2 separate regions of the Homo sapiens genome follow, and region 1 is linked to region 2. Evidence: read pairs that join two places in POLR2A ChIA-PET (ENCODE). Cell type or tissue: MCF 10A. All regions are shown on one strand. Each heading gives the region's core, and the rest is flanking DNA. Links, peaks and the distances in the headings are about the cores only.

Region 1 (5,379 bases), core at 161-5,160, 71 kb before region 2:
AAAAGTTTTCTTTAATTAAATACACATCTTTAAGAGATTAGACAGAGTTTTGCTCAAGCAATGGCTCTTTATTTAGAAAAGCTGTTGGGAACAGCTGGAAGGCAGCCTTTCCTTATCAACAGGCTTGTATAACTAACCCCAAGTTGTTTGCTAATAAATTTCAGGTCCCTAACACTAATAGGATGAAATAATTTTACATAGAAGGATCAATCTCTAACCTCTTTTTTCAGAAGAAACTAATCTGACTGGTGCCTATAGGCAATGAGGTGTGTTTAACATATGGAAAGAATTAGACTAAATACCAGAATCTCTTTGAAGTTTGTGGATGTAGTCTCCAAAGAGAGAGAAGGGCATTTAAAATTAAACTGCACAGAATTATAACAAGCACTTACTACTCATTCTTGGAATGAATCTTGCTTTGGCCCTAGGCTAAATTGTCTAGATTTGTGCTCCTTTTGTTGGCTTAAAGCCACATTCACTCCTTTTTACAGTGAGAACCAACTGCTTCCTAGCACGGTTTTGTAGCTTTCTTTTATGGAGGTTCTTAATTATTTTGCTATTTCTTTCATCATGCAGAGTCATTAATACAAATGTTGATTCAAAGTAAATTTACCTGCTGGGCCAGCTTACCTGTTAGGAATTAGTGTATTTTATATCATGATCACACCTTACTATACTTATTGTATACAATCAAATCTCCTATAATTTCGCAAAGGGATACTTATCAGACTTGTGTTCCCAATAGTGTGTATCTTTGTGTGGTATCTGTGGTTTTATTTGTGAAAGAACTGCCAAAAGATTGGTCCAGGTTTGTTTCTGTTTTTATTTATGACTTAAAGAGAGGCATTCGGTCTTACTAGTCACCCAGAGCAGTTTCACTGGATCCCAAGAAGACCTAAGAGGACTGTTAGGTTTGTAAGAGAAGGACTGTGCTAGGCTGTACTTAGCCATAACTTCAAGAGAAGACCTGTATTGGGCTGGAAACCTCTTTTAAAGATTGGAGAATTCAGAAGAAATCTTGTCAAATAAAAACTTATGAAATGCTATCAGTTTCTGGGGCTGAGGCAGGGTGCCTGGCACAAGGGGATTCTACCAGGTTCAAGCTGCTTAGACATGGCTGACTGACACCAAATCCTGTACATGGCTGCTGTTTATTATTGCCAGCCTCTTCCTCCTGTTCCCATCACTAATTCTTGCCTTGCTCCAATGCCCATTTACCACCTCTGACACTTTGAAGCTGCTCTTGCCCTGGGATAAGTTAGGAAAGCCAGAGTGGGAGAAAAGTCCGAGGTAGAAGTGAGGCGAGATCTCTCTATATTTTTGGCAGTATTTTCTAAAAGCCAGGGCTGGGATCAGAATTCAGGCTGCCAGCTGTTACTACTTTCACACTACTAAGTCCTTAAAGTTAAAAATAAATTACAAAATCATTCAAAACCATTATGAAGTCAGTCCAAGACACAGCTTCACCAACGATTTCATTAAGTTTAAAAATTCTCTCATCATTCAGTCAACTAATGATTACTAAATGTCTTACTAAAGCATGCAGAGTTGAAAAATGTTAAAGAAAGAAATTCTCTGCCCTCTAGGACTTATTAATCTAGTTGTAAGAAAAATGTTAGGACAGAAATAATTGGAATGCAATACAGCATACATAAGTGAAGTGTAGTAGTTGTCTGTTGCTGCATAACAGATTACTAAAACTTAGTAGCTAAAAACAACAAAAAACATTTATGGTTACATACACTTTCTGTGGGTCAGGAATTTGAGAGCTACTTAGCTGGTTGGTTCTGGCTTGAGGTCTCCCATAGGATTGTAGTCGGTGAGCTGGCCAGGTCAACAGATATCTGAACATTCTCTGCGGCTGGAGAATCCAGTTCTAAGCTGGTTCACTTATGCAGCTGGCAAGTGGTAGTCGCTCTAGGCAGGAAATCTCACTTCCTCAATATGTAAACCTCTTCACAGGTTTATTGGAGTGTCCTCATGACATGGTGGATGACTCTTCTTAGAGTGAGTGATCCAAGGGAACATAAGGTGGAAGCCTCAGATGTCTCCTATGATCAAGCTTTGCTTGATCTCCATTGCTGTTGGTGTGTGACTTATTGGTTACACAGGTCATATGGGAGGGGATTACACAAAAGAATGAATATCAGGAGGTGGGAATCATTGGGGGCATCTTGGAGACTGGCTGTATGAAGAGGCGAAGATCTGCATAATAATGGAAAGAAGTGTTGGGATGCCTCAAAGGAAGGAGGCAGAATGTAAAATTGATGGATTTTCAGTAGCTGAGGTTGAGGGAAAGGGTGTTGGCTGAGATAGGGCATCAGGAGCAAAGCAGGGCGGACAGCAGCTGGTGTCAGTGTGTTCAAGGGACATTAATGGAGCAGTGTGGCTGGAGTAAAGCCTGGTCAGGTAGGAAGGGGTCAGGGCCTGTAGGGTCTTGCATGCCAAGCTAAGGAGTTTGGACTTTCTTTGATTATTAGTGATGGGTCTTTGAAGGTTTTTGAGCAGGCAACTGACATAATCATTGGCATATTTTAGCTTTAGTTTGTGTATGACCTTTAGGGTTTTGGTGCCCTTCTCGTTTGTTTCCAGTATTATCCAGGTAGTCAGCTCTCTAATTTCTAAAATTGTGTAACACTTTTGCCCATGTCCCTTGATCACATACTACCTTGTACTATTTAACTTTTCGTGTATTTATCTTGTTATCACAAGTAGATAGCAAGGGCTATAGGGCCATGTCTTTATCTGTTTCTATTTCCCCTGCTGTATCTAGCACACTGGGTGCCCAATAACTACCTGCTAGCTGCTTGGATAATAGCAGCCAATTGCTACATGTGTGTACAGCCACTGTTTTCGGCCTGTCATGCATAATTTACAGTTAAGCATTTTTCAAAAGAGGGAGCAATTGCAGTGGATTCGATTTACGTAAGTGGAAAAAAGTGTTCAGAATCAGTTCTGCGTGCTTGGCATTTGCCATAACATTTTTAGGAAATTTGGAATAATAATTTTATTTTTAAAAACTCATGGATTATTTTTAGCTTCAAAGAGTGTTCTTATTTTGCGTAAGTTAAACTAATGAGGCAGTACCAGCCACGGAGTGCAGGAAGGGCTGCTTTCATCTTTGAATAGTGAAAGGCAGCCTCTTTCATGCATATGTTTATGGGATAAAATTCCTTTTTAGGATTTGGGGCAGAGTTTTTTCCCTCTTATGCCCCTTAGTTTGAATGGAATAGTCATTCATTGTCCTTGTATTTTCGTTGCCCGGGTAAGTATTTCACTCAAGAGATAGTTTCAAGAAAGTTGGAGATTTCTTCTTTCAAACTAGCAAAGACATTTTTGCTTTTGTCTCTTGAAAATCTCCCTCAAACTAAAAGAATGAAAATCAGGAATGCAGACTGTATCCTTATAAACCTTGGAGACATCTGTAACCCTGACCCATACAGGACCTAAAGATAGAAAGCAGATGAAGTGATGGCAAATGCATTTGCAGAGAGGAGAAGTGAAGTCAAGAATAAAATGCCTGCAGGGCTCACCGGGAGAGGACCGGAAGCGATTGATTTGCTCACAGAATGCCAGGAAGGCTCAGAAATGAGAGTTCCCCAGTTCCCCAGAGGCATAGGTGAAGCAGAGGCTTTAGGATGGGAGTAGGGGTGGGAAAGTCTGCAGGAGGTAAAGGGGAGCCCCAGAAGGACTTGAGAAGGGAAGTTCCCTATTGCAGCTCTGGCCCAAGGAGAAGAGCCCATCTAGAATAGAGCTGAAGGAGGAGGGCTCCAGGAGGAGTGTTTCTGGGAGGAGCAGGAATGAAACTGATTAGAAAAGAAGAAAAAAAGAAGAATGGGCCGTACTGGGTTTGAATTCTTTCTCTGTCACCAATGAACTGTGAGTATGAGGAAATTAGTTAATGTCTTTGGACTTTTCATTTCCTTATTTATTAAATAAAACATTATATCATATGGTATTTTGTTATTCTGTTGGGTAAAAGACAGTACAAAACCCAGCAAGTCTACTTCCAGATGTCTACCCCAAAAAATGAAAACATGTCCATACAAATACTTATAAGCAAGTGTTAATAGAAGATTATACATAAGAGCCAAAAACTGGAAACAGCTCAAATATCCACCAATTAGTGAATGAATAATCAATGTAGCATATATATATATATATATATATATATATATATATATATATACACACACACACAATGAAATACTATTTAGCAATAAAAAAGAACAAAGTACTGTACCTGCTACAGCATGGGTGAATCTCAAAAACATTGTGCCAGGTAAGATAAACCAGATGCAAAAGGCTACATACTGTGTGGTTCTGTTCATGTGAAATGCCTGGAAAAGGCGAATCTGTAAACAGCAAGTGATTAGTGGCTGCCTGAGGCTGAAGTAAGAATGGGAATTAACTAAAAATGGCTGCTGTGGGATGATGAAATGTTCTTCTTCTTTTTTTTAAAAAAATAGTATTTATCTTTATCTGTCTGACTTTTATTTCACTTAGCATTATTCCAGGTTCATCTGTGTTGTCACCAATGGCAGGAGTCCTTTTTAATTTTGTTTTTAAATTTTACTTTAATTGACAACTAAAAACTGTATATACATGTGTGTACAACATGATTTTTGATATATATGCATGTTGTGGAATGGCTAAATCAAGCCATTTAACACATGCATTACGTCACATCCCTTTTTTTTCATATGTGGTGCCAATACTGAAAAATCTACTCTTCTAGTAGTTTTCAAATGTACAATAGATTGTTATTAACTGCTGCTACTGTGATGTACAGTAGATCCTTTTGAACTTGTTCCTCCTGTCTAATTGAAATTTTATGTCTTTTGAGCAACATCTCCCCATCCCCCAACCTTCAACCTCTAGTCACCTCCATTTTACTCATTTCTGAGTTCAGCTTTTTTACTACACATACGAGTGAGATCATGTGGTGTTTGTCTTTCTGTGCCTGGCTTATTTCACTTAATATAATGTTCTCCAGGTTCATCCATGTTGTCATAAATGACAGGATTTCTTCTTTTTTAAGGCTGAACAGTATTCCATTGTGTATGTGTACTATATTGTCACTATTTATTCCGGATGAGGAAATGTTCTAAAAATTGGATTGTGGTAATGGTTACGCAACTGTATACATTTACTAAAAATCATTTAATTGTACACTTACAATGATAAATTATATCTCAATAAGGCTATGGGGAAAAATGGTAACAAAAGAAGAGTCAAGGGGTAGAGAGGTACAAATGAAACAAGATTGGCAAAATACTGGTTATTGTTGAAGGTGGGTTACAGATGAGAGTTTATTATACTCTTTCTACTTTCATGAATGCTTGAAAATTTGAATAATAAAAAGTTTTTAAAAGGGCA
Region 2 (5,379 bases), core at 133-5,132:
GATAACTCCCTCAACGTCCTGTTCCCAGACTGACAGACTCATCTCCGTCCACATCTATCCTCCCTGTGTCTGTGGAACAGGTGTCATTCCTACTGCAGAATGCCCCGCCTTCCACCTTGGGCTCCTCCTACACCAGTCAGCCCATATCCTTCCTGGCTCCTTCTTTTCTGCATATAGAAGAACTCAAGCTCCCCATTCTAGGACATTGGCACTTGCTGGTCTTCCTGCCCAAAATATCCTTCTCTCCACCTGACCTCCTTTTCTTGGTCAGCTCTTTAAAGAGGCTTTTTCTGAACCTAAACTCAGATCCCCTGTCGCCCTCTCTCAGAGCACCTGTTCCTTTCCTTGCTGGCTCTCCCCACACTGCTTAACATCTCTTCTAGACCACAAGCTCTGCAGGGAAAAACAATGTCTGTTTTATTCCCCGCTGTATGTCTAGGACCTACAGAGTAAAAGGTGCTCATTAAATGTTGTAGATTGAGTGAATGGTCTCCATTCTTTAAAGTTAATCCTTGGCAAAAAAAAAAAAGTTTAGTTGTTCCGTAGTGGTGATTAATATCCTCTTCTGTAATAAGAATCCCAATGATATTTTATAAGCTACCACACTGTGTAGTACTCTGTTTTAACCTCACATGGTGTGGCAGCTTATATAATATCATTCATCACTAAGGACTATTTTGTAAGTTTTCTCCCCTATTCCTGCCCTTCCCCAGCCTTTGCTTTGCAGAGGGAATGAAGAGAAAAGGAGGTTAAAGCAGTGGTTCAGCTCTGATGAAACCAAGGGGTATAGCTGACCTTGATGTCATACATAATGTAAAAGGTACAGCATATGCTCTTAAACACCGGACTTTGACGTGCTTATCTGTTTCCTTTTATGTAGTCATTAGGCTTGGAGTGTTGTGTGCTGACAAGGACTAAAAGTGGAAAATCCATTTAGAGATCTATCATACTCTCTCCTCTACAGTGGACATCACTTGATAACTTGGCATTGCCAGACACCTCCAGCTCTGTAAACTTAAATGCATTTGGAGCTTTTTTCCCCTCACTTCTGAAATTTTTATCATATTGAATATGCATCCTACCTTTCTTGCCCCCACCTTACGCCATTGAACAGTCAGGATTATATGGATGATTAAATTTCCTGCTCCTGACTGTTGGTGATCCAGGAAGTAGCCAAAAAGTGGGTGGGTGAAAGAGAATGCAGTAGAGCCAGAAAAACTCAGGACCCAGCGATTGCATTTCAGAACACTGCAGAATTGCTGGATTTACCTATAAATCATTTATTTGTCAGCATTTCTGTCTTTATGCTAGCAACTTGTAAGTCAGTGAGATTAGTGTGGTTATAGACCTGTCTTCATTTAGAGAAGATTGTTCTTTAAAACATAGTGTAAGCTGAATTAAAACAAAACCAAATGATATGTATATCTTTAATGTTTAAGGAAGGTCTGTAGTAAGAAGTCTTCTGTAATTTAAAGTGCCCTTCTCCCACCAAATACACATAGAATCACCATGATTTAGAGCTAAAAGCGACTTTGCCAATCCTTCTTTCTGACCTCTTCATTTTAGAGGTGAGGCACTGAGGCCCAGCAAGGTGATTGCCAAGCCCTTTCTATCCTCTTTAATACATGTTCTGCAAGCAAGGATTTTTGCAAACACAGGTTTTAGCATCCTGGGTATTTGTATGCACTCTCCTTGAAGTAGGACAGACCTAGTCTGTTTGTATAGTTGTCATTCACTACCTCTTGGGGGGATTTATAAAACGCAGATGAATGTTTAAACAAATGAAGATTTCCTGTTTCACCTTCTACGTGTAACTCAAGAGAATAAAACATGAGACATTGTGAAATAAAATTTAGCTCTGCAAGTAGATCCTATTAGATCCCGGATTTTGAAAGTTGTAGACCAAGTGAGAGGCAGGTAAACAGTGAGCTCACTTGTTTTCATTCCTTTGAGAATATCATTCAGGAAAAATTAGCTATTGAGGGTGTTGGTTGGGTACAGACACTCTTCCTTGGGGAGAAGGTATGTATGTGTGTGGGTGGGAAGGGAGTCAGCATTCTGACACAGAATGTGCTATTGCAAAAGCAGACATCCCACAGCCTCTCTTTCTCTGGAGCACATTGCAGCAGGCCCGGTGCACTCTGGGAGTCAGGACACCTTTCTCAGGAAGCATTTGCGGGGCTGCAGCGCACTGCCCCCCCAGCCGCTGACCAAGATATCTGAAAGAGCAATTGCTTAAATTTTATTCTAAAAGTTTATAAGCCTTGAAGAAGAGGTACAGGGATGTAGTATGTCCTGAGTGACTAACTGCTGAGTTGGGAATAAATTGCCTAAGGGAGTGCTGCCCTGGGAATCTGTAAGATTGAGTAAAGCCTGTTAGTTAAGCTGGTATTTATATGGTTTTGAAGATGGGGGAGGGGAGGAGTTGTGTTTATGTGGACTTAATGATAATACATTCTCCAGCTTTGTAGTGAATAATAGTTAATTTTATAAGTAACTAGGAACAGAGTTTCTTCTAAGAAGGTGATGAAGCAAAGAGACTATAAGCAGAATTCCCTACGTGGCTCTGATAGCTTTAGGTGCCTGAAGCCTCCAGACCACATTTGTTGAAGTCAGGGTTGACTGTCAAGAAGTGAATAAGCAGCTCATGAATTTTCCTTCCAGTTTGACCTGCCATTTATGCTTGGTGCCAGCTCACCTGGCTTCAATATGTGTTTTCATGTGGCCTACGCAGCCAGGCTGAGAAGCTGGGGACCAGGGGTGTCCCCAGAGGCACAGGCTGTTCTGCCTGTCATGGACTGTCCAGTAGACTCCTGCTTCCAGGGTGCAGCCCCTCTCCCTTGCCTGCTGCTGCCTTCTTTGAGCCTCAGATACTCCTAACAACAAATGTTAACTGAGATAGCACCTCCTCTGCAGGGCCTGGAGAAGCAAAAATGTGTGTGTAGATAACCCCATCTTCAGAGAGTTTTTGGTTCAGGGCATCACACACAGCACATGTGCATCCATAGTACAAAAATACATGATGGAGAGGGATGAGTACAGCTCAGAGGATCAGACAGTGGACCCTATGAAAGTCTAGAAGAGGGGGTATTCACCAAAAGTCATGATGGACAGAAGTGACTTCAAAGAGGGGTAACTTGTATTCCAGCTAGTTCCTTTAAGCAAATGGAGAAGAGAAAAAGAAAGAGTGAGTGACAGGGAACCTACTTATGCTGTGTGCTGGGATCAGGAAGAATGTCTACAGAAGTGTGGAGAGCAGTGATCATGGTGGGCATTCGTGGTGATGTTGTAGTGGTACATGGGGCCAGTCTAGAAGCTGGACTTTCCCAGGGGGACATTGTATGTAGGTAACAGAGATAAGACCCTGTGAGTCAGGAGACTGATCCTACTCATGACTTTGTTCCTGGTTGTCTGTGCAACCTTCAATAGCTACTTAATCTTTCTGAAGTTCAGTTTCCCCATTGGAAAAATTAAGGCTAGGCACAATGGCTCACACCTGTAATTACAGCACTTTGAGAGGTTGAAGGAGGTGGGTCAGTTGACCCCAGGAGTTCAAGACCGGCCTGGGCAACAAAGTGAGACCCCCCATCTCTACAAAAAAAATTTAAAAATTAGGCACAGTGGAATGCACCTGTAGTCCCAGCTACTTGGGAAAATCAGGAAGATCATTCGAGCCCAGGAGTTCAAGGCTGCAGTGAGCTATGGTCGTGCCATTGCATTCCAGCCTGGGTGTCAGAGCAAGATTCTGTCTCAAAAAAAAAAAAAGAAAAAAGAAATAGGATGGTTTTCAGCTGGATGGAGGAGGGCAGATGCAAAGTAGTGTTTTAGTAATGCCAAGCTGGCAAGAACCATGAGTTGGTCTGGAGGGCAAGATTGAACCTGAGTATAAGGAGCCTCGCCAAGAAAGTGTGAGAGTAGCCAGTCACAAAGGGAGAGTTGATTCCCCATATGTAGTCTCTGAGAGCAAGACTGTAGGGAAAGGAGGGGACTGGGCCATGGATTTAGCTTCTGAGAATATCCACTTTTACAAAGGAGAGAGGTAGATGGAACCAATAAAGGAAATAGAAATGGAGTAGCTCAAGAGGTAGGAAGAAACAAGGAGAGCATGGGGCCTTGGAAGCCAGAAAGGCGAGAGCCCCGTGGAGGCTGTGGTCAGCCTGTCTGTAGAGAAGAGCTGCTGAAGATTGCTTCGTCTTCCTTTTGGGCCTCAGCTAAAACCAGGAGCCTGGGTTTGAGGAGCTCATCTTCTAAGGGATGGGAATATATCATCAGTATTCAGTTAGTATTTAGCAGGTGATCAAGGGCATGAAAGAAGGCATGTGGGGCCCAGGAGGTGACTGCCCTGCCAAGAGCAAGTGCCCCAGCCTCCTGAGAAGCTGGCCGTCTCCATTTCTGCATGCTTTCCAAGTCCTAGTTGCCAGTAGATTCCTTTCCAGATTGTCACACCATCACCTCCAACCAGCATTTGGAAGAGCATTTGCCTACAGGCCTCTTCCTGTGGCATCACACAAAATATGCAGTGGTACATGAGGGTAACAAGTGAATATGGGCAGGAAATTTAATTCATCTTAAAAAGAAAAGTAACTGGTTTCCTATACATTCACAACATTGCTGACACCGAATGTGAGAGGGTCTTTCTTACACCAACCAGTTTTCCAAATTTCAGCGGACGTTGACTAGACGTCCTATAATTTAACTCATTTCTGACACTAATTGTCCAGAGTTAGGGCAGACCCCACAGGTTAAGGGCTCAGTCCCACAAGACTGTCCTCCAACTTGAGACAGCAATTGCAAGGCCAGGCATCCCATACTTTTGACCAACTGGGTATAAATTGGGGATTTGCATGACAGCCCCTCAGGTTCAGTAATTTCCTAGAACAGCTCATGAAACTCAGGGAAACATTTACTGATTTATTCTAAAGGATGCAACTCAGGAAGTGCCAACTGGAAGAGATGTGTAGGACAAAATACAGTAGAGGGATGCAAGCTTCCATGCCTTGTCCAGGCAGGCCACCCTCCCAGCACCTCCAGGTGGGATGAAGTCATTGGCCATTGGTGATTAAACTCAGTCTCCAGCCCGTCTCCCCTGCCCAGAGTGGGGGAACTGAAAGTTTTAAACCTCTAATCACCTGATTGGTTCGTCTGCTAACCATTCCCCATTCTGGTTTATGAGTCACCTCATTAACATAAACAGGTAAGTTTGAAAGAGGCTTATTATGAGTAACAAAAGGCACCCCTCTCACAACTATCACTCAGGAAATTCCAAAATTTTAGAAACTCTGTGCCAGGAACTAGGGACCAAGACCAAATATTACAACAAAAGATGCACCTATCACTCTGTTGTTTTAGAGATAGTCTCACTCCGTCACCCAGGCTGGA

The links. ChIA-PET counts read pairs that join two places held together with the same protein. Peaks named below come from ENCODE experiments on the same cell type or tissue, not always from the same donor. Only the 100,000 strongest peaks of a DNase experiment are listed, where the experiment ranks them.
Region 1: POLR2A ChIA-PET joins it to region 2 with 6 read pairs; 15 of 35 experiments call an interaction of 5 or more read pairs at or near these places.

The regions. Positions count from the first base shown.
Region 1 is chr5:119,288,498-119,293,876 of GRCh38, forward strand. It overlaps a transcript of TNFAIP8 not described here. Among named protein-coding and RNA genes, the nearest start is that of TNFAIP8, 65 kb to the right of the region's middle. RefSeq lists enhancers at 910-1,149, 1,608-1,657, 1,898-2,087. In MCF 10A, for the core only: no CTCF peak of the experiment used is centred there; a DNase peak (open chromatin) is centred at 444.
Region 2 is chr5:119,359,040-119,364,418 of GRCh38, forward strand. All of the region lies in intron 1 of TNFAIP8 (TNF alpha induced protein 8), which reads left to right. Among named protein-coding and RNA genes, the nearest start is that of TNFAIP8, 5.7 kb to the left of the region's middle. In MCF 10A, for the core only: no CTCF peak of the experiment used is centred there; DNase peaks (open chromatin) are centred at 2,062, 2,342 and 3,892.